5 separate regions of the Homo sapiens genome follow, and regions 2, 3, 4 and 5 are each linked to region 1. The links are chromatin loops, found by intact Hi-C in ENCODE. Cell type or tissue: PC-9. All regions are shown on one strand. Links, peaks and the distances in the headings refer to the core of each region. The heading gives the core; the rest is flanking DNA. Region 1 has its middle 65 kb from the start of LINC01450. Region 2 has its middle 48 kb from the start of LINC01450. Region 3 holds the start of LINC01450 (long intergenic non-protein coding RNA 1450). Region 4 overlaps SUGCT (succinyl-CoA:glutarate-CoA transferase). Region 5 overlaps SUGCT (succinyl-CoA:glutarate-CoA transferase).

Region 1 (6,219 bases), core at 779-5,778:
AAAAAAAAAGTCTCTCAACTTTGGCACTTTGGGGCCCAGATAATTCTTTGTTGTGGGGGCTGTCCTGTGTGCATTGTAGGATGTTTGGCAGCATTACTGGCCTATATACACTAGATGCCAGTAATTTCCTCCCAATTAGTGACAACCAAAAATGTCTCCACACATTGCCAAATGTCATGCAAATCATGCTTAGTTAAGAACCATCGGTATAAAGGAACCATGAAAAGCAGTTTTCTTGGTCTTGTTTCTTACATCCCTGAGTTCACATGCTGAAGGAATTGTAGTAACTATGAACTCATGCAGGAGGGAGGGCATGGTGTGTGTGTGGATGTACGCGTGTGTGTGCACAGGTGTCAGCTAATCATATATGAAGATTGGTGGAAATGTTGAAAATTTAAATTTAAGGTCTGTTGGTATTTCGTCCTAAGCACTCTTCCCCAAGGTCTGGCGTTTCAAGAAACTATTGGCTTTTATATGACAAATTTACTGCCCTGAAATTTATTGAGGAATAGAGGATGCTTCACTTCAACTTACTGTGACAGCTTGCTTTTTTTTTCTTGAAGAACTAGGCCTTACACATTATCCTACAAAAGTTTTAATTCAATGTTTACAATACCTATCTTTCTATTAATTTAGATTGGCCACATTTATGATACATTAGGCCTGTATTTTATGTGTTATTTTTAAATTCTTGCCCATTTTATGGTACTGGGGTCAAAATTTTACTAATTCAGATGATTTTAGAGGTTTATGGTTGTTGTATCTTGCTTGTATGACATTTTGTTAGTTATATCTGTGATTTATCTGTTGCTGAGTCCTTGGTCAGGAACACAACTCCCAATTATCCAACCAATTATAACATTGTTCCATGGGAAAACTTTAGCAGCTGAAACTGTTGACTCAGTATAATAAAAAAGAGCAGCTTAATATCAGATAAACTAAAATAAAATTTTGTTTTGGTCGACAGTTGCCAACATTTACAAGGCAAGTCATGAGAAACTCCATCTATCATTAACTTATCCTGTGTATTTTCCTGTCCTAGATGGGCCTGTGCTGATAGCATTTTTGTAGTCAAGATGTGTCCATCTTTGTAAGAATTGTTCTTAGTTTCCAAATTAAAAACAATTGCTTCATTACTACATGACACAGTAGTCTGTGTTCTGAAAGACTACATGTTCAGGCAATTAAACGTTTCCAAAAAAAAAAAAAAAAAAAGCTGACTTCACCATAATGCAACGTGGAGTTCACTATTTAGTTTTCACAATAGAATGCTACTTTTCTGTCAGTCAACTTGTACTCCATCAATATTTAATGATGCTGTTTAGATACTTGATGCACTTGTCTGAGAATATACCCCTGATCTGACTGCTCCAGTCCTGCCATCTCCTGCTATCCTTCACCATCCTTCCTGACTACAGAATTGCTGGATCCAATTTTTTTTTTTTTTTTTTTTTGAGATGTAATCTCCCTCTGTCGCTGGCCTGGAGTGCAGTGGCGCGATCTTGGCTCACTGCAACCTCTGCCTCCCGGGTTCAAGTGATTCTCCTGCCTCAGCCTCCCGAGTACCTGGGACTACAGGCGTGTGCCACCACGCCCAGCTAATTTTTTGTACTTTTAGTAGAGACGGGGTTTCACCATGTTAGCCAGGATGGATCCAACCTTTGATGGACACACCATAAGCAGTGGGGCTCAGGACATGGAGAAACGCCATCACATGCCACTATGCCACATGCACATTGATTTTATAACACATCCTGGTTTTAGAAATATTAAAATGGAAAAAAATTGTACATCTTAAAACTAAGAACATCACATGGTCCCCCAAATTTCCATTAGTCCACCCAAAGTAAATATACAATCTAAATAAAACAGTACCCTTGCTATGAAAATTCAATTTCAAGATAAGTTTTCTTGTCCCATATTCCAACTGCATTTTTGCTTTTAGAAAGAAATTCCAGAGCATGTACTACAAGAATGTCTTAATGAGATTTTGCCAAAATAATGCTGCCTACCAAATAATCTCAAAACTTGGTAGCTGACAACACAAGCATTTGTTCTCCCCATTCACTATTTTGCATGCTGACTTGCAGTTCAGCTGGTCTAGAATGGACTCATCTAGTTGTCTTTGCTTCAGGCTGTGGGCTCGCTGGATTCAGATCTGCTATATGTGTTTTTATTCTGGGGCCCAGGTTAAAGGGGCAGCTCTATCTGCAGTATGCTCCTCTCATGGTGATTACCAAAGCACAAGAGCCAAACTGAAATGCACAAGCTCATGGAAGACCTCTTCATGTCATGGCCACTAACATTCCATTCACTATAGAAAATCATATGGCCAGGTCTGGCATCAGTGGAGTCAGGAAAACAAATTTCACCCACACAAGAAAGGGAAATAAATAAATATTTGCAGAACAATAATCCTATCACAAAAATATGGCATTTGACAATGAGACTAAACATGCTGTTAAGTCAAGATTTTTTTTTTTTCAGTTTTTTTTTTTAGCTTACTCTTGAGTTAGCTCAGACAACACCACTTCTACGTATCTAATTTTTGTCTGGGGATTTTCCCCTTCCCCTCTTTCAGTCCCTAATGTCTGGAAAGGGTTCCAGGCTTGTCCTAAGAGTGACACACATCACTCAAAGTCCAATTACATTTCCTTTGTCACAGTGCTCAATGCATTTTATTTATTTATTTTTTTCTTTTTCTTTTTTTTTTTTATTATACTTTAAGTTTTAGGGTACATGTGCACATTGTGCAGGTTAGTTACATATGTATACATGTGCCATGCTGGTGCGCTGCACCCACTAACTCGTCATCTAGCATTAGGTTAGGACAAGGCTGATGAGACCTTCTTTTCAGCCCTCTACAAAGCCAGGTCTTCTCCTGGGCTTTTCAGTTTTGTCACCCAATTAATGGCTATGCTTGATACCTCAGATTTAAAAACTTTACCACGGATAAGATCTTTACACAGAAATCATTGTCAGGAGTAGAGTATAGTAGAGTATAGTAAATATTAGATCTTAAAATATGAAAACGCTAGGCTGAGGAAGTAGAGTGGAAGGCACTGAGAACCCCTATTCACAGCTTAGAAGTTGGCGTTTTATGTTGTTTGGTAGTGTAGCCATATCTTACACTGCTGTATCTCAGACCTCAAACCATAGGCCTATAGAGGCTGCAGCATTATGGAATTTGGAGGAGAAATTCAGGATATTGAAACACATGCCTGCCTTTTGTGGCCTTTTAGAAGGCACAATAAAGGTCCCACCAGAATTAGACAAACTGATGTTGAACCTTCTATATCTGAAATCAGAGAGGAAGGAAAATACAATTTGGCTAAGAGATGCCTTTCTGCATGAACCCTGTAAAATAAGGAAGATGAGAATTGGGTGATCTGGAATTTTGCAGGTTTAGAAAAGTTTATTCTTACCGTAATCATAAATTAGTGCAAACCTAATCAGGAAGATAGGGATCGTATCAGAAAATACCATTAGAATGTGGGGCTAACTTCTTTTCCGATCACTGCTGAGCATATCTTGTTCCCTACGTGACAAAGAGGATAATGACCCACATTCTTAAGGTGCGGCTGGTTGGTGCCTGAGTGCCAGATGAGTTTTCTTACCTCAACTATTGTTTCAAATTGCTCTGGGCAGTACAAAGTCGAAGGTCACTAAGGGAAAGACTTCAGGGATGGACAGAGCACCGGTCTTATCACTGAGAAAGAGAAATTCTCAGGCTGGAATCCAATTTCAAGGATCATGACTCAACAAGATATCTGGAGACTGGCTTATGGAGTTCAGTATATGAAACTAGGTAAGACCTCAAATGTTCCTAAAGGAGGAGCCAGACAATTCATAGGAGGAATTGTCTATGAATGTTTAGTCTCTAAGAAAACCCTGAGGTCTAAGAAATGTTGTCAACAACAACAGTAATAACAACAACAAAAACAGGCTAATAATGGGGACAGTTTTGGCAATGCCGTGTTAAGATATGGTCACAGAAAACAAAAGACCAAGAGGATTCTACCAAAAGCAGAAAAGGTAGCCATAAAGGCAGAGGACAGGAGCCATTCTCTCAGAGGGAAGAGCAGGAAGAACTTGACAAGCTGGGCAAGGAACTCATTCTCCTGCTGGGACAGGCAGCCCTTCCCATTCCTGTCCAGCTGTGTGTGCATTCATTAATTCAGCAAATACTACTGTACCTACTATGTTCCAGACAATGTAGAAATACATAAGTAAATAAAATAGAATTTGATACATGCATTGAATCAATGATTACTAATGTTTCCCATCGCACCCTGTTTTTTTGGTTCTCTCTCCACCATTGTATATTGGGCATGTTGGGTACCTTGTGAGAACTGCACATCACCCATTAATCTTAAACTTGAAGTGGGGTGAAACCATCAAATGAGATTTTACTTTTTCTTTCTGGAGACTGAGTGAGTATATTATATATGTCATATATGGATGTGGGACACTCTCTCTCTCTCTCTCTCTACATACACACACACACACACACACACACACACACACACAGATATACATATTAGCACTAGAATTGTATATGAATGTTAGGCAGCCAAGAGATTAACCGCAGTGGGTGGTTGCTATTTGTTTCTCCATCACCTGTTTCTTCTTCTTTCAGTACCAGACCTAATATTTTGTATGGGATCTACTTCTTCTCAGTCCACACAGTCTAGGTATGGGTCCACTTACAGCTCTAGAAATGAAGTGCATGATGTAGTCCTAAGTCATTCTGATTGCAGTGGTTGATTGAAGGATGGGTATGAATGGAGCAAGTCCAGTTAAAGTGAATCCCAGGATGTGGACCATGTTAGGAAAGACTCTCACTAGTTACTACTAGATTTTAACCTGGCATTAGGTAGCTCATGAGCTTCTGACATCTTGTGAGGATGAAGGAGGAGTCTTTTTGAGAATGAAGCCAATACAGATGAAAAGAGATAAACTGAATCCTGATAACATCATGTGGGTAATAGCATCCTATCATAACTGAATCTAGGTCTACACTTGAATACTTCTCTTTCTGAATCAGTAAGCTGACATTTTAATTACATTCTACTATCTGGTGTTTGATTTTTCAATTACTTAAAAAACAACTTTATGTATGTGCATGTGTTTGTATGTATGTGTACAGAAAAGACAAAGACATGCTACTGGCACTTTTTGAGGGTCAGACTGTGTAGGCTTTAACATTTATTATTCATTTGTTTCTTTATACACACAGATATTATACTTTAAAAATGTCCATACATGAAGCTATTGACAAAGCCTTATGGAGTCTGGAGTAGTTACAGAATTAGAAACACATGATTGATTGACCATAACTAAGAGTGCAGAATGTCGGAATCTATTGGTTCAAGTAAATAAGGAGTCATAAAAAACACTGTAGATAAAAGAGGGCCCCAGGAACTGAATATGTTAAGTAATCTTCTCGTCTGACAAAGTAGCCTGGGAATGTCCAACACAGCAATAAGCTATTATTCAACAGACCCAGTGAGGGACATCAGGAGTTCCTCAATCATACAATGTAGATTTCTTTTCCTCTGGGTTGAGAAGCATTAGCTCCCCATGGGGGAAGACTTTGGACAAAAATTCATGACTGTCAACTCTAGTAAACTTTTTTTGTATCTTCGACTCTTCTAATCATTATAAAATGACCTTACAATGTTTTCTATAATTGAAAAATACTATGTAATTCCCTTTAGAAGAAGGAGCAGTTCTTGGTTTTATTACCCATCTTACCCACAGTTTCTACCATACATAAGTTAGGGTAGTAGGTTACTCTTATAAAAATATTTCCTCAAATTTAGAGGCTCAAAGAACAAGAAGTTAATTTTTCTCTAGAAGTTCAAGATGAGAGGTCAAGGTCTCTGGGATGTACGCAGCCACCCAGATTCCTCTCCTTTTGTGACCACATCATCCTTTAGGGCCTTGCCATCATCTGCATGGTAGAGACTGAGTTACAGACATACCCAGGATCTAGGCTGCAGGAGGAGAGAAGAAGCCAGTTGTCTCAGTTCAAGCTGCTATAACAACAACAACAAAAACAAACTTGGTGGCTTATAAACAACAAACATGTTTCTCACAGTATTGGAGACTGAGACATCCAAGAACAAGGCACTGGCAGATTTGGCCTTTGGCGAGGGCCCTCTTCATGGTTTGCAGATGGCCACCTTCTTGCTGGGTCCTCAGATGGTAGAGAGA
Region 2 (6,219 bases), core at 868-5,867, 110 kb after region 1:
CAATAAACATATGAAAAGACACGTAATCTCATTAGTGACAGGGAAATGAAGATTAAATCAGCAATGAAATGTCTCTTCACACCCAACAATTTGGCAAAAAAAAAAAAAAAAGGATGCCTCGTTATAACAAGTAAGAGAGAGGAAGTGTAGTTGAGGAACTCTCAAATATTGATTGTGGGAGTGTAAATGGGTACAGCCCCCTGAGTGGATATTGTCAAACTGCTCCCAACTGAGGCTATTCAGACCCTACAACCTGGGTACATATTCTTGAGAAATATATGCACGAGAACCATATACTCTAATCGTCACTGCACATTGTTCGTTAAAAAATAGCAAACAATCAGAAAGAAGCCTAAGACATGGGCGTGTATAAGTTGTCCTATATGCATAGGAGCTTACTAAATAGCAGTTAAAATGAATATCCTAAATCTACATGTATCAACATACATACTCTGTAAGTGTTGAAGGGATAAAGAGCAAGTTACAAATGCATTATATAATTTTGGTAAATTGAAAAGAAAGACATAATGCTATCTAGTTACTTATGCATCAAAGTATAAAACCATTGATAGGAAAGTTATAAAACCCTCAAGATTTTGGTTAATTCTGTGATAAAAAGGAAGGGATTATATGGGGACATTTCCAATATATGTGCAATAATTTCTTTCTTAAACAGATGTCAAAGAAATATGGCAATATGCCAACATTTATTAAATCTAGGGTTGGATATATCTGGATGTCTGTATATTATTTTCAGTATGTCTGAAATATAATTATTTTCCATGTTTGAAAGAGAATCAATGTATGATTTTTTTTTTTTTGAGACGTAGTTTCGCTCTGTCACCCAGGCTGAAGTGCAGTGGCGTGATCTCAGCTCACTGCAACCACCGCCTTCTGGGTTCAAGCGATTCTCCTGCCTCAGCCTCCCGAGTAGCTGGAACTACAGGCACCCACCACCACTACTAAAAATAGTAGAGATAGGATTTCACCATATTGGCCAGGCTGGTCTCGAACTCCTGACCTTGTGATCAGCCTGCCTCGGCATCCCAAACTGCTGGGATTACAGATGTGAGCCACCGTGCCCAGCCACTGTAAGAATATTTTAAAATAAAATAAGAATGAGTTGTGTTAAATAAAATAATTGAAAAGTTAAATAAAATGAGTTATGAATAAAGGTGAAAAAATGTTAAATTCTGTAGTTGGAAGGAAGACATCCATTTCTTTTTAGAATGGAAAGAAGGGAAAAGAAGGTGTATTAGATTTTTAACCTGAGTTCAGCTATGCACCCATAGCTTTCTGGAAAGCCCCTTGCCAAGTTATTAAAGACCCGTGCAGCTGATCTCAGGAACTCTGCACATGTTAACATTTGTAAGTCCCAGAGCAGTCAAAATGGGTCGAGGGGTGGACTCCAGGAGAGGCCTTGGAGGCCAGCACACTTTTTACAACATTCACATCGGGATTTCTCTGAGTTGAACAGTCTCACGGGGTGTGCAAACGCAGGTCTATGTGTGCTCTGGAGCTGCACCTGCTGCCACCATCACCTTGGTCTTACGTTGCCTCCTGGCCAGGGCCAGCTTCATGGGCCTGCGACCTGCGTAGGTCTTCCTGACTAATAACCCTGCATTTTCATTTTGCACTGGGCCTCCCATATTATGTAGCCAGTCCTACTCCTGGCAACCACCGAATGGTGATGGTCCTGTGCTGAAGGGGGTATGTTTTCTCATCTTTACCTGGTCAGCGCTGTCCCCAGCACTTGAATTGAACCATCCATTCATACAACTTGCTTGACTCCTGCAGGCATCTAGTTTGTTGCCTGTATTTTACAGTTTGGACCTGGCTGTACTAAGGAGTTCCTGCAGAAAAATGCTGTCCTGCCATCAAGCTCTGTGAAATTTTGGGAGTCCAGGGCAGAAGGCTGCATTCATCTTGACACTGATGCCTTGATACTAATTCTATTTATATTCAGTGAAACTAATGCAACAACTTAAAGTAAAAGGACAATGAAACTGAAGTTATGGTATCTCAGAAATGATTATTTAGGTAAACACAATCTGATTGTCTTTAGATAGTATTAACATGCCCATCTACGTGAGAAGTCTTGTACGGTCTTTATCCAAATCAAAGGCGCCAGCTTAATTCAGACTTTCATAGAAGCTGGTTGTCTGATCCTTAACTTTTATACTTAGGCTGTGTGCGGTGGCTCATGCCTATAATCCCAGAGCTTTGGGAGGCCGAGGCAGGTAGATCATGAGGTCAGGAATTCAAGACCAGCCTAGCCAACATGGTGAAATCCCGTCTCTACTAAAAATACAAAAATTAACTAAGAGAGGTGGCGCATGCCTGTAATCCCAGCTACTCAGGAGGCTGAGGCAGGAGAATTGCTTGAACCTGGGTGGCAGAGGCTGCAGTGAGCCGAGATCATGCCATTGCACTCCAGCCTGGGCGACAGAGCAAGACTCCATCTAAAAAAAAGTTTCATACTTAAAAAAAAAGTTTACACAAAAACAAAAACATCTTTCTAGATGTTTCTAGATGTCAGAGAGAAATGGTTAATGCATACATTCTCTTTTAGAAGCAGAAGCAATCTGGAAAAAGAAGTCCAGAGTTTTAGCCTACGGCCTTAATGGCTGGTCCTCTAAAACCTCCCATCCTCACCCTGCATCCACGCCTTCCAAGACGTCTTGGGAAATTTCAGGGCAAGAGTCCCAAGGAAGGGATTGCTCTCGGTACCATTAGTGAAGGGCATCAGCCTTGAAAAAAGGACCTTGGCCAGGGCAGGGCTGAGGATGGGTCAAGGGATGTGGTTGCTCTTCTCCTTGGTGACATTGTGGTGACCATGAGCAGAAAAATGGTAAATCCCTCAATGACACTGACTAGGTTTGAAGCTTACATTGTATTGGTAGGAGGGGGAATTTCCCTTTCAAAAGACTCCTCAATTCCTGGATATGCATAATGTTCTGCGGTGTAAGAAGCATGCCAGGAATGGAAGGGACAAATATGCAGGAAGTTTGTCCATCCACTTTATATGTACTACAGTTTGTGGTTATGAGAGCATCGAAGGTATTCAGGGCAATGACATTCTCATTCATGGCATTCCACTTGGCTCCTGGGGAATATAAACCAGTTGTCTCATGTAAAAAAGTCTCACACTCCCATTAGGAAAACATTAGGAGAAAATAGACATAACAGGGACATATTTAATTTTTTAATGATCGTCTAAAGACCACAAAGAGTCTGTGATATGAAAGACTTTAAATTCCTCTTTGATCTACGTTAGCTGAGTAATCACCACATTATCACAACATGCGGGGGCTCCAAGCATCCGAAACAGTACAGATGTCATCCCAGCAGACGCCATACCTTCTGCCTCTGTGCAAGCTGATGAACCCATCCAAACTGGCTTTCCTCATCTGTAAAATGGGTAGATATTGGGATTTTCTTCATAGATTTTAAGGATTAATGATCATGCAGGAAACAGGCTTAGCACAGGGTCCAGCACTTAGGAAGTCCTTGGTGGGTGCTAAGGATGATTCCTAACTCAGGCAGGCAGGTATTGAGGCAGTGCCTCCAGCGTCTGGTCCCTACATCCTATCCACAAAATCAGTGCAGAGGGAACATGCATTACAGCAGCAGACCTAGAAGCCAAGAGAAAGAAGGAATGTTTTAGTTCTTCTGAAGTTGAGACCCTGGATATGTTGAGAAAACTAGCATGGAATAAGAGCGGTCAAAGAAAGGCTTTAAGAAATAAAGTCGCTAGAATTTATTGTTTCTGTCTAACACTAAATAATCCCTGAGAGGACTAACAGCATCACTGGCCGTCCCAAGTGATCAATTTGGAAAGCAACATACAGTCATGAGTTGCTTAACAACTGGGGATCCATTCTGAGAAATGCATAGTTAGGCAAAGTCATCGCTGTGGGAGCATCACGGAGTGCACTTACACAAACCTAGGAGGCAGAGCCCACTACACACCTAGGCTTTATGGTATAACCTATCACTCCAAGGCTACAAACTTGTACAGCATGTTATTGTGCTGAGTACTGTAGGCAATTGTTACATAATGATAAGCATTTTTGTATATAAACATAGAAGTGATACAGTAAAAATAAGGTATTGTAATCTTATGGGACCACCTTTCTATGTACAGTCCATTGTTGACTAAAATGTTGTCATGCAGTTCTTGGCAGAACCTAAATGATTCAGCTCTCTGGCTCTGGGGACAGACAACGCCAGTATGCTCTGGCTGGGTACTATAGTGCATGCTATTTCACCTCTGTAAGCCTGAGTCTTCACATCTGCAAAACTGGGATATCAATTGTGCCTCCCTCATGGGCTTGTTGAAGTGTTAAGTGTTCAGCTCTCGGCAGTGTTAATTGGAATTCTCTCTAATATACCCCCAGAGAAGAGCTTTAGGGAACAAGATGGCACCAAAATCATATTTTTGGCATGTCTTTCAGACAACAGATAAAAGGATGATCAGTTCTGAATGCTCAAAGACTGGCTTAGTCAGCCTCTCCTCATGCCCTCCTCCCCTGATGTCCTCAGTGATGTGGGAGCCCTCGTGAGGACTCCCCAGCAAGCCAGCCTACATGCAGTGCGATGACCTGAAAACTCAGTCATCTGCAGACTCCATGACGTGAGCATGAGTCACTGAACTCTCTAAATGTTACACTCTACAAGGTGAGTGCTGCTTGTTTATAAAGACAATGGGGCCTCGGCTATATCCGATCTTGTCTCCTTGAAAATTCTTAGTCACATATTAGTCAGAACACCCCCAAGTCAGAAGGGAGAGCCTACCCCCAGATTCTGCATGTAACTTCTGGAACCTCCTGAGTCAGCAGTGTTGTCACACCCCCTCCACCTCTGTGGCTGGGGTCAGGCACATGACTGGATGGATGGATGTCCATGAAACAGCCTCCTACACCCTGTAAAGCCCCTTGTCTCCCAGGCCCACTGCTAGCAACTGAAACTCCCTTGCCTTCCTTCTAGGAAAAACCCATGCCAGAGACTTTATTTTTTCCAAGTAGACTTTACTTTCGGCAGTTTTAGGTTTTCAGAAAAATTGCTCAGAAGAAAAGGTACAGAGAGTTCCCATATACCTTCCCCGTCCTCTCCCCAGTTTTCCCTGTTGTTAACATGTATTATTTTGGTACATTTGTTATAATTGATGAACCAATATTATTACACTATTATTAACCAGAGCCCATAGTTTACATTAAGGCTCACTCTTTGTGCTGTATATTCTATGAGTTTTGGCAAATACATAATGTCATGTATCCATCATTGCAGTATCATAAGTAATAGTTTAACTGCCCTAAAAATCTCATGGCTTCACCTGTTCATCCCTCATCTCTCGCCTCCCCAACTCCTGCAGAACACTGATCCTTTTATTATCTCTATAGCTTTTGTCCTTTCCACAATGTTATAGAGTTGGACTCATACAGAATGCAGCCTGTTCAGAATAGCATCTTTTACTTTACAGTATGCATTAAGGCTTCTCCATGTCTTTTCATGGCCTGATAACTCACTTGTTTTATTGTTGATTAATACACCATTGTATACACGTGCCACAGTTTTGCTGTTTGCCTATTTAAAACATCTTGGCTACCACTTTTTGTCAGTTATGAATAAAACTGCCATGTGCAGGTTTTTATGTGGACATAAGTTTTCCAGAGGCTTTTTTTTTTCATTATTAAGATCTTCAGTGATTCACCATCTTCTGCTTTTTTGGTTTTTCTGAGAGTAGGCAAAATGGAGTTTCATTTGGAAGCCTTACTTTCTGAAAAATGGTGGGTGAAATGGAAAGTCTGGCTTTCATCCTTTAGGAGTTCATTTAACCCTTCTGATTTTTGACTCATCCATTAAGGCAGTGATAACATACAGTCTGGAAAATACACATAAAGAGGATGGTTATAAAATAATAAGCAAATAAACATTCATTTTACATGTTTCCTTGCACTCTTTACTTCCTCCTCTCGTCCCTCCCTTTACATTTTCCTGCTGAGAAATTTTAAGATTAGATTTCCAAGTTATCTGCTGCTTGAATTTTTCACACATTTTTATTTAGTATCTAAGGATTTCCCACACCACCCCAATTTCCATCCTGGATTAATCATACATTATAAATTCTGAATGTATGCTGACATTTCTGTTTGGTCTTTACAGTTATGATAAAAAGTTAATTCCAAGGTGAGTCTTCATTGGCTAGAAGTGAGATCG
Region 3 (6,219 bases), core at 569-5,568, 63 kb after region 1:
ATGAATTCTCTGAAATCTCTTCTTGGGAAAGCACAAATGCTAAGTGAATTAAGGAAAGTACATTATGTGTACCAAGTTTTCATTCTTATCTATAATGAACATTTTTTTCATTTCTCTGTAAAATGTAGACATATCCCAACTATCCAGATATTCATCCAACTTTATAGGAAGTACTTGCGAAAATCTGCTTCAAGATCTGTATTAAAGCTCTCTGAGAGTAAAATAAATCTTAATTACCAGAATATTCATGCACCTGGCGCAGTAGGTGGTCAATAAACTCTTGTTATAGGCTAAGTGAGTGAACAAATGTTAATGAAAGAATGAATCAGTAACAAATAGAATCTGAGGTGACTCTAGTGTCTGATCAATTTTATAAATATTCCACATATCTTCTGTCTTTCCAAAAACCTTCATTACCCATGGTTTTGTATACATTTCCCTTCAAGAAACCTAAAGAAGCCTAACCAAGATTTCTTCATCGTGTTCTACACTATAAAGGAGGAAGGGTTTGGAAGCGGAAATCTCAAGGATCATCCTCCTCACATGTACAGAGTGTTCCTTCAGATCTCTATATGTGGATGACTTCCTTGGGTCCCATATCACAGCTGAAATGTTCAAATCATTTAAGTCCGTTTCATGATGTTCAAGAGGTATGCAAGATTCTATTCATTCTAAGTATAAGAAGCCATCTCTCTGTTTGCAAATATCAGAATACCCAACTCACAGGAGCTTAAACCAATAGTTGTATTTTCTTTTCTGTATATGATACAAATACTAGAGGTAGGCTGTCCCTCTGATCCTTTGATTCAATGATTCTTCAGTTCTGTGGCCTTTAAAAATGTTTTCCAGATGGTGGCTTCTTTTCCAGGCATAACATCTGCTTCCTAGTCAGTGAGAAATGGGAAGAGTATGCCTTTGCCTTTTTATTTTGAAACCCATCTTGCAGCCCACAGGGTTCTACCTATATTTTCTTGGCCAGAGTTACAGTGCATTGCCATCCTTAGATGCAAGGGAGAGAGGAAGGCAAGGAAGAACTGGGTTTAGAATGTGTGTTGAATGAACACTCATATGCAAGTATCTTCTACACTTTCTTAAGTAAGAAGAGGACGTTTTTGAGAATGCCAAACAAGACTTGGAAGTAAGAGTAGCTTCTGAGAGTTCAGCAAAAAGTGTTATGGCCAATTCTTTCATAGCCCTGCCTTAACTAAGCTCCATGACCACGTCTGTGTCATCTAGTTCCAATCTAAATGGCCAAACCAGGATCAGATATCCCTCCCACCCTTTGTGGATCAGTTATGGCTAGCGTCCTGCAAGCTGAGGGTCAGGGTTGGATGGTTCAAACATTGGTTGTAGGGGCATTCGGTTTACTAATAGCAATTTTCACAGAAGAGGAGTCGTTGTGAACAAGGGAGCCATGAGGTGGGTCTATTTACTCTTGGAGGAGGTGAGTGCGTTGCAGGCAGATTTTTCCAATATCACCTCCTGCTGCCCTCAATTGCTTCTAAATGTGGTTTTAGAGACCTTGGAGAACAGAGCTCTTGTCTGAGCATCCAAATACATGGGAGGTATCCCAGTTCTTAGCTATGACTTTGGGCAAACTATTCATTAAATATCCATTGCCTCATCTGTGCAGTAAGAATAAAAATATCCATGGATTAAGTGAGAAATTGAAATAAGTATATTCTGACATGACTGAAGCCTTAGATAAATAGAAGATGTTGCTATGATTTGTATCTTATAACAGTGCCAAACTATGACTACCTTTCCTAGCCATTGATAGGTTTCACATCTCTGAATGTGATCTCATGCACATGGGCCACCAATATTTACAAGAAGAATTATTTTTCCTACAACCCCTCCTTCAATTTTTCCAGGCTTTTTGTCACCTCTCACTCAGCATGTTCTCTTCCAATGAGTGGTTGAGAGTGGAGGATGGAATATGTCTTCTGGAATCAGGAGCTGTGTCTCATGATCCCATTTGCAGTGCATGTGACTGGAGAAGGCAAAACCTGAAATCCCCTTTTCTCACCAGAGGTCACACAGACCCCAAAGGTTTAAAGCAACAGTCAAATGAGCTGCACACTACCTCTCTAACAGGCTGTTCAATGAGATAGTTACTTGACCACACTACTTTCAATGAGGTAATGGTCCCACATGCACCCTCTTTCCTTGGTAGAAGGTACATAAAATAGAAATAAATGATCAAGTTACAGAAAGAACTCTGAATGACCAATTCTGGTTCAAGTAAAGGCCTTCCCCTACCCTGCAGTTCCCTGATGATAAATCTTTCAGCAACAGGCTGATCCCTTTCAGAAAATAGGCTGACTAGCAATGTTTTCACCTTCTGTACTTGTCAGGATGGAGTGAGTGTGAGATGGAGACCTGAACACACACACAACCGCAGACAAATGGCCGTGAATGGGTTTCCTCATTCAGGGCCATTTGGCCGATCCTCTGGCGGCTGCTGGGAGGGAGAGAAAAGGGAACAGGTTGCAATGTCAATAATAATAGCAAATGCAATAGACCATCTGTAAAAGGAAGCTGTTGATCTGACTTCCAGAGCATGCTGGCGACAAGGTTGAAGGGACAGGACAGAGCTCCTACTACTAAAATGAATGGCAATGTCATTTTCCATTTCTTCATTCTCTTAGTTTTCCCTTGGGGGTAGATTATTTAAAGTCTGTCATGAGTCTTTGCGAATTTGCAAAGCAACTTGTATGTGCTATCTCATTTTACCCAGACCTATTTGTATGCTATAGGAAAAAGAATATGAAGGAGTTAGGGCTTCAGTATTTCTCAAGGTATTCTTTGGTGACAAGTTGCATGGGGCTTCTAGGGGAAGGGGTATGAACAAGCTTACAAGGTGGCTGCTCCGACCAGAAATGGAAACCACTCCCTCTCACAAGGAAGTTATTGTTGATAAACACCTTTCAGAGGTAGTCAGAGGATATAGAAATCAGATAAGGTTATTTTCCTTTGTCTTGTTTCTCTGGTTCCCCTGGTGTTTGCTTTTTCCTCTAAATTAATTAGAGCCAAACTGCATTAAAGTGACTAGTAAATCCCTACCTGGGCAGATCTTATCTGAATGCCACCACTTCCTGCTATTGCTCCTGCCAGGAGATTCTAGTCTTGGGTCTGGCTGATGTATTTCTGTGATCCAAAGCCTGCCTCTGTAGCCTGATGAACCTGCCACTTGACCCTTAAACCTCGGCCATCTTGGGGCTGCGATTCAATTTTTTCCTGTTCGCCATTGGCTCTCTTGTCTGTAACCCCCTTGAGTTATTGATAGGGTCTTGGATAGCCCCTGCAGTGTCTTTGTGTGAATTTCCAAAAGCTCTCAGCTCTTGGCAGTCTAACCAGAAAAGCATCCCCCTGTGGACTGAGGTGGCTGGCACCTGGCCAGCCCTTGGAATACAGGCTGGTCCTCAGCCCTCACTTGCACCCCTCTGCTCAGCACACAGACACATGCTGTGGGCTGGAGAATGGCAACACCTCTGTCATTTGTCTTTGCCTCTGGCCAAAGTGTCAAAGGGAAGTCAGCTCTGATGGCAAGTCAGGCAGGGGTTGCTCTCCAGGCTTCTTTGACTGCTGTGTCAGGCGACCACAATGTCCTGGCAAGGACAGCTTAACTCTTGCCAATGGGACTTTCACTGATTTATTCAAACACTGACTGAACACCTACCAAGTGCCAGGCATGTGTAAGATGCTGGGGATATTGAGGGCACACCAAGACAGATGTGGTCCCCGTGCTCATGGGCCTCAAAGTCGAAATGTGGGACAGTCAAAAACGTGTGAGTGGGCATAGTAATTTCATAATGTATGAGGGCTGAGGAAGTTATGACCAGACTGCTGAGAAAGAAAATAATAGAAAAGCAAGGGATGGATTTCGAATGGGGCAATTGTGGCGAGACCAAAAGGATAAGGATAAGCCAAAGCCAAGAGCATGAGTGGTCCATCTGAAAAACAAAAGCAGCATGTGTCAAGGCCATGAGGCAGAAAAAGACTGACATGTTCCAGGAACCAAAGGGGCACTGGAGTGGAGGCGATGAAGCCCGAGAAGGGAGGCACGAGTAAGGTCTTTGAAATGTGTATGACACAGGTTATGCAGGACTCACTAAGGCTTTCCAACTGCATTCTTCATGCAATGGAAGTCATTTGAAAGGCTTTAAGCAGGATAATGACATGATTGGGTTTAGATTTACAAAGATCACTTTGGCTGACAGCTCTAGTTGCTGTAATTTCCTTTATATGCCTTGCTCAGCCTCATAATGTACCTTCCTGATTGGGAGTTGGTGCAAGGTTGATGTACCCCCATATTCACAGTCCCTGGCCCCCCATGCCTTTTCCATTATGCCCTATGCTTGTGCCTCCACAAAATACTGAGCCCCATATCTGTGAGGAGAACTTCCTTGACTTAGTTTCCCCCTTAGCATTTCCCACTTTCCAAGCTTCAAGACATCCACAAGCAAACATCCTTGGGACACTTTCCTACTCACATGAAAGAAGCAGGGTTCCTGTTACTCTACTCTTTCCCAAGACTCAAATGTGGGCCCAAACTACCTGTGAAGCTGACATAGTGTACGTGTTAATCTAAAGACCAGAAATGCTGTTGCAAAATGTTTTACCTTTATGTAGGTACTAAAGACGCATTTGCATTTTTCTCCAAGTGCTCTGGCTCTTACCAGACAACAGAAGGCCAGCAGCACGGTGGTCTGATGAGTGGATTGGAGTGTGACTCATCAGCGGGTCTTCCTGGAGACACTGCGGCTCAGCAGCCCCTGCGGAGGCCTGACTGCATCTGGTGAAACTTCCTTTTGACACAGGTGTTGGTGACATGGTCAAGTCATGTAGAAATGGGAAAGTCAGTTGCTCTTTTCTTTTGTGGCCTGTCTACACAGCTTCATGAGGAGAAGGGTGGGGAAATTTCTGTCCCACTACTCAGAGACATTTTAAGAAGAAGAATAAATCCAAGCACCTGGAACCTGAAATCAAGTCACTTTTTTTCTTATCCATTGGTATAAGGGAAATTTTGGAGACAAAAATATACCCTAAAAGAGGATACCTAGCTTTCTTTTTGGAAGTCTTTGCGGGGAAAAGGGACTGTTAAAAGTGTAGCGTAGTTGGTTAAGTGAAAAATCCTCAGGTAAGGCTTCCAAATTCAAATCTCAATCCTACCACTTCCTAGGTGAGTGGGTTCATCTGCTCAGGCTGTCATAATGAAATACCCTGGACTAGGTGACATAAACAACAACAGTTTATTTTCTCACAGTTCTGGAGGCTAGAAAGTCCAAGATCAAGGTACTGACCAATTTTGTTCCCCAGTGAAGGCTCTCTTCTGGCTTGCAGATGGCTTGCCAAATTGCTGTGTCCTTACATGCAAGAGAGAGACAGCAAGAGAGAGCAAGAGAGAGAGAGAGAGACAGAGACAGAGAAGAAGCTCTCTGGTGTTTCATCCTCACTAATCCCATCATGAGAGCTCCACACTTATTATCTCATCCACCCCTAATTAACTCTCAAAGACCCTGTCTCCTAATACCTTCAAATTACAAGTTAAGACTTTGGTACATAAATATTGGGGGGGACACAAATATTCAGTCTATAGTATTGCATCCCTTTTGCCCCCCCAAATTCATGCCCTTATTGCATACAAAATGTATTAATTCCTCCCCAATAGCCGCAAAAGTCTTAACTGATTTGCAATATTATCTCTAAAGTCCAAAGTCTCACCTCAGTATTATGTAAATCAGATATGGATGAGACTCAATATACAGTTCATCCCGAGGAAAAACTTCTCTCCACTTGTGAAACTATGAAACCAAACAAGTTGTATGTTTCCAAAATACAATGGTGGGACAGGCATAGGATAGACATTCGTACTGTAAAAGAGAAATATTAGAAGGAAAAAAGAGGTGAGTAGTCCTAAGCAAGTGTAAAACCTAGGAAGGCAAATACCATTAAATTTTTTTTTTAGATGGAGTCTCACTGTCACCCAGCCTGGAGTGCAGTGGTGCGATCTCAGCTCACTACAACTTCTGCCTCCTGAGCTCAGGTGATCTTCTCGCCTCAGCCTCCCAAGTAGCTGGGACCACAGGCACACACCACCAAGCCAGGCTAAGTTTTTGTATCTTTGGTAGAGACAGAATCTTGCCATGTTGCTCAGGCTGGTCTCAAACTCTTGAGCTCAAGTGATCCACCTGCCTTGGCCTCTTGAAGTGCTGG
Region 4 (6,219 bases), core at 423-5,422, 580 kb before region 1:
AAAGATTTGGCTGTCTTTGATTTAAAACAAAATTTCTGAAGTTAACATAAATAAGGTAACATGATGTCCAAGGGTAACTATTGCACAAAGAATAAATGCACTTACAACTGTTCAAAGACTATTATGATTTTTTAAACTCAGAATTCCCTCTGACATATAGTGTTTTAAATGTGTTTCGCTAAGAGGTAAAATAGAAGGTGGTGCAAGGAAAGTAAAAGTAGTAAATCCCTAGTTCCTTTAAGATTTTTTCGGCTTTTCTTGTATTCTTAATATATGTGCAGAACTAATGTGTTTTTATATTTTCTATGCCTAACATATTTGGCTAAAATTATCTAAAAGAATCAAAGGCCATTTTGAATATTCAGTCATTAGTTCTAGTAATATTATCTTAATCACTATAATAATTATCAGATGTAACATTTATCAATGATTACTGTGTTATTAAATATCTTACATATATTAAATCAATATTTACCACAGCCCTTAAAATAGTTATTGCTATTATCTCCACTTTCACATGTGGAAACTGAGGCATAGAGAGTTTAGATAACTTGTGCAGGGTCACAAGTCCATGGTATAACTGGGATTCTAACTGAGGCAGGGGGACTTGAGCTCATTGTACTGTATAGGCAGATGATACAATGCTGCATGTTTAGTTTCATTTTCTATCTTTATCCTACTTTTGAGAAATAATTATGTGACCTTTTCCTCTACATAATTTCCCCTTTAGGACTGCCAAGAGCAATTCAAGAGGTATAAACAATTCTGTTGTTTACTCATCACAGGGATCCTTAATTATGACTTAAAAGCAAATTTCCTTCAGAAATCAGGTTGTACATCTTTTGAATAAATCCTTTGGTCGCATATGCTAAAATGGTATTAGGTTCATAAGTAAGTGATGGTATAGTGAAGCAACTCTACCTATTAACAGTTCCATCTATTTAATGAGAACAGTCCTTGAGCAATATAGGAGTTGGGGATGGTTTTAGCTGTTGTGAGACTCATCGTTTCTAGTTTTCAACCTGTATTTCTGGAGTTTGGTAGTGTGGGGACAGAGCTGGGATGGGAAGGAATATTTGGGACATGAGGAGGAGTATTCCAGGGCCTAAGGAGGGGGATAGCCTGGGTAGAAACCAAGTAGACAGTTTTCTAAGTATTCACACCCCATTTCAACCAGAACAATTCCACCTTCTGGTAGTTTTTTGAAACAGGGATTCCACTGCTTAAAACTCATTACTTGTCCTAGATCGATCATCTTGTACTGAAGGACTTTATTGAACAAGAAAGTGGGTTTTGTACATGTGTATGTGTGTGTGTATGTGTGTGTATGTGTGTGCATGTGTGTGTATGTGTGTGTATGTGTATGTGTTTTGGAGAAAAGAGACTGATTTCCTTCAGTGCTGGAAATCATTGTTGTCGTTCCTAGAACTGTGGACCTAAAACCAAAGAATGGGTTCAAATCTACCCAAGGTGGAGGCCTAGGTGGGAAGAGTTTGGGTGAGGCCTGGCATAGCTCCTCTTTGAAGGGACACGCACATTACCTCGCAGCTAAGAGTCTAGCCTGGTGGCTCTGTGTGGAGGTCAGGGCTCTTTAGCTCAAATAAATCACACAGGACTAGTTTATGGAAACAGTTGGATTCGCATGTAGTTACATGTCCTGTTTTGTTCCTAGGGGTGTCCAGTGCAAATCTTGTTGAAATTCTGAGTAGCTGTGCTTAGCACCAACACAGTACCCTGATAGATCTCAGTTCAGGTGCAGGCTGCCTGGGGGGAAAATAACTGAGTTCTGATATGGTACCAATTACTATTATAGTTTAATATTAGGCAAATAATATAACAATGGTAGAAAGCCTGTAAGATGTTAAGTACTGAAGTGAATCTGTACTGGAGACTTGAACAAATCATGTTGATGTATAAGTATGGCTGTGAAATAGGCTGTTTCCTTCTTAAGTTTGCTTCTGGCATTTAGGAAAAGGAGTACTGCTTCAGGGACCCTGCCCAGACAGGAAATGGTACGTGTGCATGCTGAGTGGTGCTAGTGAAATAGGAACATTATACAGAATTATATTAATAATTCATTTGGCCTATTTTTCACCTGGAAAGTATTTACTCTCAAGTGCCCCCTCCTCCTTCTCGCCTGAGGGTGAAAGCAGGTGCGAAATGCTCTGGGTCCTAGTGACACTGAGTAGTCTATGGAGTGGCAGCATTGGCATCACCTGGAAGTTAGAAGTAATAGATTCATTCTAATGAACCAGAATCTGCATTTTAACAAGATGTGTGCACAGGTGATTTGTTTTCCTTAGACCCTTGTTGTCATTCTAATATGAGTCCACTAGATGTCACTCTTGTAACCTGGTAATGGGACAGGATTTTTCAATGGGGATTTGCAAGAATCCCTGAACATGATCATATTATTATTAGATGATTTCCTCCCCATCCTTACAGCTACTGATATACACATTGATTATTTAAGGTAAAACTATCATTCTCTATGGTTCAAAGTCCTGGAGAGAGATTCCTGGGAATGATTTCCATTTTTTTGGATTGGCACTCCTGCCTACTGTCTTCCCTGTTGCATGGGTTAGTCTGTCATTATATAACCTCAGCAGAGAATACACTGCAGATGCTGTGACAGGCTCACTGAGAGAACAGCATCCTGGGCTTCTGAGCACAGCAACACAGAATAAACATACAGATTTGATCTCCGTAGACATTATTGAGAACAGAAAGGAAGCAAGGCTGTATCCTGAAATTAGCATCAGCCTCTAAGATGTGATTGTTGGAGGAAGTGCTGACCTTTCTGAGTGTGTGAGGTGTCTCAAGGGAAGTTTTATAAAGAAGATTGAGTCTGCTTAGGAAATAATGTCCCAAATGTAATCTTGTAGGGAGTTAGTTTCAGCCATGAAGGTGAATATAGGGACATTTACAGGTAAAGTAATATCCTGAGGGAGAAGATATACATTTAGAGATGTATGAGGTTCCTAGGAAAGGTCCTGTTAACAACTGGTTAGGTCTGCATATTAGGAAAGAAGGGTGAAGAGGGTAAGGACTATGCTTTAGAAGATCCGATTTTTTTTTTTGCCGGATGCCTAGCTTGAGAAAAGTTAGTTCTTGAAAGAAATTACCTGCTGGCAAACGCTCCTACCTCTAAGTCCGGCATGGTTTTTCCTCTGTTTCAGTTAACAAGGTTAGCAAACAAGTCATAAAGTAGCAAGTGTTTGTGTGTGCTTGAGTGTGTTTTGTGAGTGTGTGTATTTCCTCTTCTGGATGGGGGGGCATTTATTTACTTTATATCACTAAATGCGTGGCAAATACTTGGTTTGGGTAATTTCAGCCAAGAAAATGGTTTTATTGATGTAAAAACAATACAGTTTTAGCTTACATATAATTTTCTTTTGTTCAAATAATTAAGGTCACCATAGTAATTACTTCTAAGCTTTAGGGTCTTTTCTAACATCATTTATTCTGATGTGATTCCTTATGACCAGAAACAGAATTAATTTTGAAGCATTTTAGTGAAAATGAATTTTATTTTTCTAAAACATTATCTAAAATTTAGATAATTTTTTGACTTCCCTGCGCCACATTGAAAGAAGAAGAATTGTCTTGGGCCACACATAAAATACAGCAACACCAAAGATAGCTGATGAGCTAAACAAGAAAATCACAAAAAAAATCTCGTAATATTGTAAGAAAATTCATGAATTTATATTGGGCATTCAAAGCGTCCTGGGCCACATGCGGCTTGGGGGCTGCGGGTTGGACAAGCTTGATTTAAATCATGGAAAACAAGCCTAAAATGCCCATTCCTATTCTTAGGCACAGTCTAAACATCTACTTCTTCAGTGATAGTATTTTACACACCCATCCTCTTTACTGCTGAATTTTTTTTTCCTTTTTCTTTTCACTTGTTGCTGCTGAGACTCAACTTGCTAGAGATAGCAGCACATTTAGGTGTAGTGTTTAAAAGCATGCATGAGCTTTGGAGTCAGACAGACCTTGGCACATTGCTTCATCTCACTGATCCTTAATTTCTTCATGTATAAAATAGGTATATTACTACCTGGTGACAAGTCACAGGACAGTGCATTTAAAATATGTGGCATAGGGTCTGGCACATAGCATATGTTCAGTAGCCGGTAGCTGTGACTGCCAGTACTACACGAGCTCAGAGACCGCAGGCCTGCTGCTATCTTTATCTCCCAGCTGATAACCCAGTTCATCAACTGCCAGGAGTCCTTGTTCCTATAGGTTTTGTCCACCAGAGTGGAGCTCTGGGTCATGGAGAAGTCTTCCTTTTCCTCTGCCTGGCCAATGTGTTCATGACAATGGTGTGGGTCAGTGGGGAGCAGATTGGTAGTCTGGTAGAGGGGCAGGGAAACATGTGAATCCTAGAACAGTAACTGGGAGAGAAGTTCCACACTGAGATTCTCAATGAAAATTTCCCTCATGGTGATCAAGCTCAGTAGAATTGTTAGCACCGTTAGTGTTGTTAGTATAGCCATCTTACAGGCTGGGCCATTTAAACTGCAAATGGCATAGTCACTGATTTAAGCTTTATTTCTAAAGAGAAACAAACTCTTAGAAGCAAACTGCCAAATTCTTATTGAATGTTTGCCACATAAATTCCAGATTGTCTGTTCTTTATTATCTTTATTGGTTTGGAATGACCATTTTTGGTTCAGGGAGGACCTCTAGACTTTGAATAGCTATGACTGACACCTTGGGGTCACCAGAACATTACTTGGTTAGCAGCAGTCTTGGAAAACAACTTCAAGGAAGTCTGAAGAGATCTCTCATCCTGAAAACATCCTAGTAAGAATCTTTGCACTTCCATCATAAACAGCCCCATGGTTTCGCTTGATAATATGCCACTGATGAAGAATGATGGAGATTCTGATGTGACATCACCTGTATTAGTAGTGTGCTGTCTCAAATAGAAGAAGAATACAATATTAAAGAATTAAGAGCATTATGTATCTTAAAAATAAACTCATCTTTCTTGTTAGACTTTTGGAATCTGCATTGGATTTTTTTTTTTGTTTTTTTTTTTTTACATAGTTAAATTTAAGATATATTTCTAGTCATTGTTTAAAATGCATCTCAAGAAACTTTAGAAGGGGTGTGGATTGTTCTTTTTTGCCTACCATGTCATTCCTGTTTCCATTGTAGGAATCAAATCAGTAAGTTCAGTCCTAGTTCAAAGAAGCTGGGAGGCAGGGAACAAAACTTATAATAGTGTTACTGTGTAGACTGCAAAAGAATCTGAGGTTTGTTCAGCAAACATAATGGTGCATTGAGGTGTTGCATTAATGTGGGGGGCCAGAAAATGAGCTCTGTGTGTAGTGAATCTGTTAAGTGGCAGTTTAGGGTTTAACCTAAAAACTGGGAGAAAGTTGATAAGTGCAGAGGAAGCATGAGACCCAATTTGACACAGACCTTGCTAGGGTTATGGTGTCAGGCAGTGGAGGGAGTAGTGACAGGAGAAGAGGATTTAGTGGTGTATTGGATGAAGGTGGTGTGTTGGGCATGGCAAAATCATCCATCCATCTAGACAGCAAATTAACAGTTTTGTAGAAACGTATAGTCCCCAAGTATTTATATGCATATTAGATACGTAAATGCTAAAAGCATAAAAAAAGAATGGATAGAATGATTGGTGGCAAGTAAGTATCCTGATTCCATTTTCCTTTCATAATCTTGGTAGAAGGAGTAAATTAGTAGAAACTAATGGAAACTACTACTGCTGGGTTAGGAAATCTTTAGGAGCATCAGGGTTGGATGAAATAGTGGAATTATAACATTTTATGTACAGAATGATGAAAACAGATTGAATATAATGAAAACAGTAAAGAAAATGTATAAAATAATGCTGGACAAATATATTCTCTGTGAATGAGGAAACACATGGTCAGTATGTAATAATAATAGTATATTTAGTGGCCGGGCGTGGTGGCTCACACCTATAATCCCAGCACTTTGGGAGGCTGAGGCAGGTGGATCACTTGAGGTCAGGAGTTTGAGACCAGCCTGGCCAACATGGCGAAACCACATCTCTACTAAAAATATGAAAATTAGCCCAGTGTGGGGGCATGGACCTGTAACCCCAGTTACTTGGGAGGGTGAGGCAGGAGAATTGCTTGATCCCGGGAGGTGGAGGTTGTAGTGAGCCAAGATCACACCACTGCACTCCAGCCTGGGTGACAGGGCGAGACTCTG
Region 5 (6,219 bases), core at 798-5,797, 81 kb before region 1:
TTTCTTCTCCATGTGGCTTTTCACAATGTAAACTCCTTCACTCAAGACCTTCCAAGGGCTTGAGTACCTAGAAGTTAGGAGAAAGTCCTTCCAGCGGTTTGCAGAGCACATATCAACAGACCATTGGTCCTGCCCTCCCCTGTCCATGCCCCGTGCCCATACTTTTTGCTCCCTGCACTAGTCATGAAGACCCCTGAGGACCTCCTTGCAATGTCTCAATCAGGCCCTAGCAGACCCTGACAGCCTGGCCTTTACTCTGATTATTCCCTCTTCTTAGATGCCTCTTTCTGGATATTTCTGTGGCTCACTCCCACTCCTCACTGAGGTCTCTGCTCAAATCTCATCTATTCAGAGAAACTTCCCTGATCACTCCATCTAACAGAACAGGCCTGCCTTGATTATTTCTCCTTGGCTGGATTCATGTTTCTAAGGTGGCGCCAGGCCTATAGTAGGCACTCAACACACATTTGTCAAAACAGTGAATGATAATTATTGACCAGCTCATTGCAGCCATTCACACATATGTTGATTCATTGCTACCAGCAAAAGTCCTCAGAGGACAGCACAGAAGACAGTAACTCGGAGAGTGTGCCCAGCCCCTCCATGGGGTTGATTCTGAGACTAGAATTCAAATCCACTTATTTTTACTCTAATCTTTCCCCTGTACCACCTTGCATCTCTCAAAGGAGGAAAGTAAGAAAAAGCAACATTCAACTGTCTGGTAAATGCTGCTGAAGATTGTAATAATCACATTTACACAATTTGATCTTCACAAACACCCTGAGAAGTAATGTCGTCTCAATTTTGGAGATGAGAAAGCTGAACCTTCTAAGAGGTTAAGTATTTAGCTTAAGATCATCATTTTTAATAAGAAACAGAATGTACCCCAGGCCTGCCTCATGCCACGGCCTGTGCTTTCTTAATGACATTCATCCTGCCTAAAAGTTGCATTTTAGATTCCCGTAAAAAGCCTGTGTCCTATCAACAGTGTAGGCTCACCCAATGTTTGCTGTCTGGTGATGATTCCAACTCTGTCTTCTTCCCTCTCCTGCCCCCCTCCCTCTACTGCTGGGACTGTTCCCCAGCACTTTCACCTTCTCCTCATTGCTTACACCTGCTGTGGCCTCAGAGGAGCAATAGCCTTCATGGGCCACCCAGAAGTTGGATATAAGAAAACAGGTTAGGTTGGAGAGAGTGAGAGGGAGAACAGCCAGTGCTGGAAGACAGGCAGTGCCCAACTTTCAAATGGGTTTGTTTGCTAGAATTTCTTTGGAGGGCTGTCATACGAAACTTCAAACACATTTCCCCATAGAAACAATATTATCAATGATGGTTAGGGTCTTGCAGTCATCCTTGAAGCCCTATATAATGCAGATGTTTAACCAAGATGCTACTAAATACTCCCAGAATTATTGAATCTCATTAGCAAGTCAGCATCAGTCACATGGATTCTGTGGGAAAATATAACCTTGAGTTCCGACTGTGAACACTAAGAACACTTCTGTTTACATGTTACACCTCTAGATCCTATCTCTGTGTGATACTCTTCTTACTATTCACCCCAACCCCAGCCTGAATTCAGCAGGGCTGGCTATAGGCCTGTAGTGTGATGAAGGCTACCAGGCATATTAAGGAGGAAGAGAGTACAGGCTCACACACTGGCAGGACAGCCTAGAGGGGGCTCCAGGGACTCCCAGAGGAGGAGTCTTCTGGCAGGACAATAGCCTATGTTTAGAACACTTATATAGTAGTAACTCCAGTTTCAGGGCAACAGCACATGTTGGGGGGTCTTGGGTGTTGTGGTACAGTAACTTAAGTGTGCAGGGGAATGAAAGAAAGTGAGCAGTATGGAGCCTGTCTCCATTCACAAGGGGCCGTGCATGCAAATGTGTGGCTGTCCCTGTGTGCGTCCGGGTATCTCTGGAGAGCACTCATGAGATAGGTGGTGACACAGAGTCCTGAAAAGTAACCCAGAGCAGGCATCCAACAGTTCTGGTTCTTGCTCCGCTTCCTTATTTGGGGGATTCTAGGCAACATGAAACCTCTCAGGGCCTTATTTTCCTTTAATGTTAAGTGGGAAAAATAATTATCCTCCATCCTACAGGGTCATTGTGAGTATCATCTAATATCATATTGTTGTGAAAACACTGTGTCCCATTTAATGTTGTGGTAGTATTAATATTATACCAAGAATTACGTAATAGGACACATGTTCTCCCAAACTTTATATTTTTTAGTGTTCTGCACCAAACAGTTAAGAGAAGGATAGCTATAATGGTTCATACATCCACTCTGGGTTTTCTGTTTGGTTGGTTTTTTGTTTTCCAGGGTTTTTTTTGTTTTTTTTTTTTCCCGGATGTGAGCACTCCTAGCCACAAAGAATTAGCTAGAGAGGAAGATTTCAGGCCAGATATACCTATTGCTTCAGGCCTTCTTTGTTTCTTCCACTCCTACTTTTTTTTTTTTTTTGAGACAGAGTCTCACTCTGTCACCCAGGCTGGAGTGCAGTGGCCCAATCTTGGCTCACTGCAAGCTCCGCCTCCCAGGTTCACGCCATTCTCTTGCCTCACCCTCCCAAGTAGCTGGGACTACAGGCACCCGCTACTATGCCCGGCTAATTTTTTGTGTTTTTAGTAGAGACGGGGTGTCACCATGTTAACCAGGATGGTCTCGATCTCCTGACCTTGTGACCAGCCTGCCTCAGCCTCCCAAAGTGCTGGGATTACAGGCGTGAGTCACTGTGCCGGGCCTCTTCCACTCCTACTTCTATTCTGCATGCTGCCATCCCCTCGGTCCATAGACCTCTGCTCGGGCCATCATCCCTTGACAGGTCTGCATATTTTACCTCTAGATTTTTTTTTTCAGCAGTCCATTTTTTCTTGGTTGTCCCACTGGAAAGGAATCTGATCAGTACTGTTTTTAAACATTGCAATAATAGTCAGATAGATCCCATTGTAGTTGAAGATTACTGGAAGAAAAAAAGAATCCAAACTCCACATGTAGGAATGTTGATCTGAGATGGGTTGTTTTCCAAGACCCATCTTAACAAGAAACATTAACAACCCAAGGAAGTTTCCCTGCTTGGAAAGTTTTTTCCCTTTTTTTCTACCTGCTGAATTATTTCTCCCATTTGTGATGTAAAGTTCCTTACGTGGAAAGTAAACATTGACTTAACTGACTCCTGTTAAATGACTCTTTTCTGTAGGAGAAGCCAGCCTATTTAGTGCCTTGCCATTTCAACATGTGTTCATACACTTATTAGTTAATTTGCCAGATTCCCTGTTTTAAAGTCCCAGGCTGCATTGTATCTTTTGAAAATTGAAGTCATGTACACAAACCACTTTCAAGTTAGGAGAGACATTAAAAATAATTAGGTCCTGCAATATTTCTCTAGAACCATTCCTTTCAGGATCTTGGCACGTGCTACATCATTAATGCATAGCCACCTGCTTTGGGATCAGGTGCTGCAAATTTTCCTCTATTTGTTTCTGGACTGAATGAGTCAGTGAGAGACTTGGTTCTAAAACATCCCAGCTGGACAGTGGTGAAGGCAGCATTTAGAACAGAGAGTTCTCCTCTCCCACAGCAAGTTCAAAGAGTTTTGTACAAGAAGTGCATTTGGTGACGGACTGTGGTAAATACCAAACTCATTAGGATTCAATTAAGTAGGACCCTACCCTTTATTATTGTTTGAAAATCAATAGAACCATTAGAAATTGTTTTCAGCATTGTTTTAACGTGAAATGCTAGAGTTGCCCACTGTGGGGTGCCAATACTTCAAGTGCATCATCCCTTCTCCAGGGTTGGTGAGTTCTCTTCTGTGCTGTAAAAACCTCCCTAGTCATCTTAAACAAAAAATCTCAGTTCTGCTTTTTTAACTTTCTGGGAAAGGTGAAGCGTATTGCAGGAGATTCAATAAAAGCTGGGTGACTAGGTATGTCTTTGTGGGCAAAATGGAGAAGCATGGACTGGACAGCTAAATAGTTGAACTGACTTGTGAATGGTTGGGTCCAAACTGTGATGATTCTTAGGCTGGGGGGTGGGTGGGGAGTAGAGTTTCCCAAAGACATACGCTTGGACCCCATTATTAACACTTTTAATAGTTACATGGAGAAAGATGTTGGAGGCCACGCTTTTGCATCTGATATAAAATCAGGGTTAATGATTTTTCCACCAGAAGTATTCAAAAGTAGACTGGTTATAAATAGGACACACAACGTTTCAATTAGATGGAGCAATGGGCCACATTAACCAGATTGCAGGGTTTTATTTAACTAAAAACTAATTGCAAATAAATTTATTGGTGGGGTTACTAAAAGTCAACTTGTGATTTTAGTCTGTAAAAGTAGATGCATAATATCTAGACTAAGGAAAAAGATAAACCTCCTATATTCTGCGCACCTGGAACATGGCACTTAATTTTGGCACAAGTTATTTGACTAGAGATATAGATAAATTGGAACCCAGACTGGAATTCAGCAGTAAGCAGCCAGAATGATGAAAGACTTATAGCTATAGAACAGTTTCAAATAAAAGAAATGTTTCTTTTAACCGGCAAAAGAATGAAGAAAATAAAAATTATTTGCCATGGCTGTTTAGACATCAGTAACAAGAAAGATTCAAGCCTGTAACAAGTGTTTTGACAGGATAGTATTCGGGGTCTTCTCCACCCTGCTCTTCTAGGAGGCTATGGATATGAATCCATCGATGTGTCATTTGTAAAATGGTGTCCTTTTTAAATTAAAAAAAAAAATTGGGACTTTTTAGTGTTTTCATTCATTATATAGATTGGAGCTGTCCAATGCTTTATTGAGATGATAGAAATGTCTTTCTTTACTGTCCAATATGATAGCCGCTAGCCACATGTGGCTGTCAAGCCTTGGAAATGTGCTAGTCCAACTGAGGAACTGAATTTTAGTTTTATTTAAGTTTAATTCAAACACCCACATGAGGCTGGTGGCTCTGGACCAGGACAATGCAGTTCAAGACACTGCCTTCCTCTTCCATTTCACCTTACTGACAGCTTGGAATTTGGTCTTTTGTCTCTTTGAGATTCACCTGAAAACATAAAAGCATAAGAACAACAGAATTAAAATCTAATTTCCAAAGAACTAGATGTGGACTGTTTTTTGTTTGTTTTAGATTCCTTCCAGGTATATCCTAAATTTTATGCCCAAATTCTTCAAATTTCTTCTTACCTATGATGGCTCCTACAAGCACTTTCCCCTATTTCTTACATGTTGAAATATTGACTACAGAAATTAAGTTCTGCTAGTGCTCTCCTTCTGGCAATACCTACATTCCATTCTATGCCAATCTCCAGAAACTGTTTTCTGTAAAGGATCTACATAAAACCTGATTTGTATGACACAGCAGGCAATCTCCCAAGGCTTACAAACAATTTGGAAGAACGTATTTGATGGCTTTATTGTATATTCTTACTTTGTTTCAAAGCTTTTAAAAACATAAACATATTTATGGATTTGAAGTAAAGTTTAGTTTTAGTTTAATGTTAAGCTTCATGAACCCATTATTAAGTCCTCTGGTTCAGGTAAATCACTTAACTTTTCTATCCCCCAATTGCCAGATCCATCCAATTGGTTAGGAAAATATTTAGTACTTTCCATTTGGAGGAAATCATTAGTATCTTCCATTTTCTTTTTTTTCTTTTTTTTTTTTTTTTTGGTGAGACAGGGTCTCACTCTGTCACCCAGGCTGGAATGCAGTGGAGTGATCATGGCTCACTGCAGCCTTGATTTCCCAAGCTCAAGCAATCCTCCCATCTCAGCAGCTGGAGTAGCTGGGACTACAGGTTTATGTCACTATGCCTACTAATTTTTTAATTTTTTTTTTTTAGTAGAGATGAAGTCTCACTGTGTTGTCCAGTCTGGTCTCAAACTCCTGAGCTCAAACAATCCTCTCAACTCAGCCTCCTAAAACTCTGGTATTACAGATGTGAGCCCTGTGCTCAGGCATATTTTTCATTTTCTTGAAATGGGATGTTAGATACAAAATGAAAAGCATTAATCAGATGTAAGGTTTTGCTTTTGTTTTTGTTGTCTTTTCATAGCTTTTAAAACCTTTTTATTTTGACATATTTGTAGATTTACATGGAGTTGTAAGAAATTATCTGTTCACTTGATTTGCTTCAGTGGTAACACCTTGCGTAACTATATCAGACAGGAAACTGTCAGTGATACAGTTGACTGACCATATGCA

Evidence for each region. Peaks named below come from ENCODE experiments on the same cell type or tissue, not always from the same donor. Only the 100,000 strongest peaks of a DNase experiment are listed, where the experiment ranks them.
Region 2: it touches region 1 in a loop (8-fold over the local background); 3 of 110 quality-filtered maps call a loop at or near these places.
Region 3: a loop joins it to region 1, with 5 times the contacts of the local background. A loop is called at or near these places in 4 of 110 quality-filtered maps.
Region 4: it touches region 1 in a loop (4-fold over the local background); 2 of 110 quality-filtered maps call a loop at or near these places.
Region 5: a loop joins it to region 1, with 2.4 times the contacts of the local background. A loop is called at or near these places in 4 of 110 quality-filtered maps.

What each region holds. Positions count from the first base shown.
Region 1 is chr7:40,911,576-40,917,794 of GRCh38, forward strand. It overlaps a transcript of SUGCT not described here. Among named protein-coding and RNA genes, the nearest start is that of LINC01450, 65 kb to the right of the region's middle. In PC-9, for the core only: no CTCF peak of the experiment used is centred there; a DNase peak (open chromatin) is centred at 3,706; H3K27ac peaks cover 1,995 bases.
Region 2 is chr7:41,024,567-41,030,785 of GRCh38, forward strand. It overlaps a transcript of SUGCT not described here. Among named protein-coding and RNA genes, the nearest start is that of LINC01450, 48 kb to the left of the region's middle. RefSeq lists an enhancer at 3,844-5,043. In PC-9, for the core only: no CTCF peak of the experiment used is centred there; DNase peaks (open chromatin) are centred at 3,005 and 4,655; H3K27ac peaks cover 1,482 bases.
Region 3 is chr7:40,974,749-40,980,967 of GRCh38, forward strand. LINC01450 (long intergenic non-protein coding RNA 1450) reads right to left here and starts at 5,191. Exons shown (of 3, transcript NR_110831.1): 1 at 4,626-5,191. It also overlaps a transcript of SUGCT not described here. In PC-9, for the core only: no CTCF peak of the experiment used is centred there; DNase peaks (open chromatin) are centred at 3,003 and 3,533; H3K27ac peaks cover 2,716 bases.
Region 4 is chr7:40,327,414-40,333,632 of GRCh38, forward strand. All of the region lies in intron 9 of SUGCT (succinyl-CoA:glutarate-CoA transferase), which reads left to right. Among named protein-coding and RNA genes, the nearest start is that of SUGCT, 200 kb to the left of the region's middle. In PC-9, for the core only: CTCF peaks have their summits at 2,326 (motif pointing right) and 2,527; a DNase peak (open chromatin) is centred at 2,328.
Region 5 is chr7:40,830,224-40,836,442 of GRCh38, forward strand. The region is part of intron 13 of SUGCT (succinyl-CoA:glutarate-CoA transferase); the gene reads left to right. Among named protein-coding and RNA genes, the nearest start is that of LINC01450, 150 kb to the right of the region's middle. In PC-9, for the core only: CTCF peaks have their summits at 3,755 and 3,954; no DNase peak of the experiment used is centred there.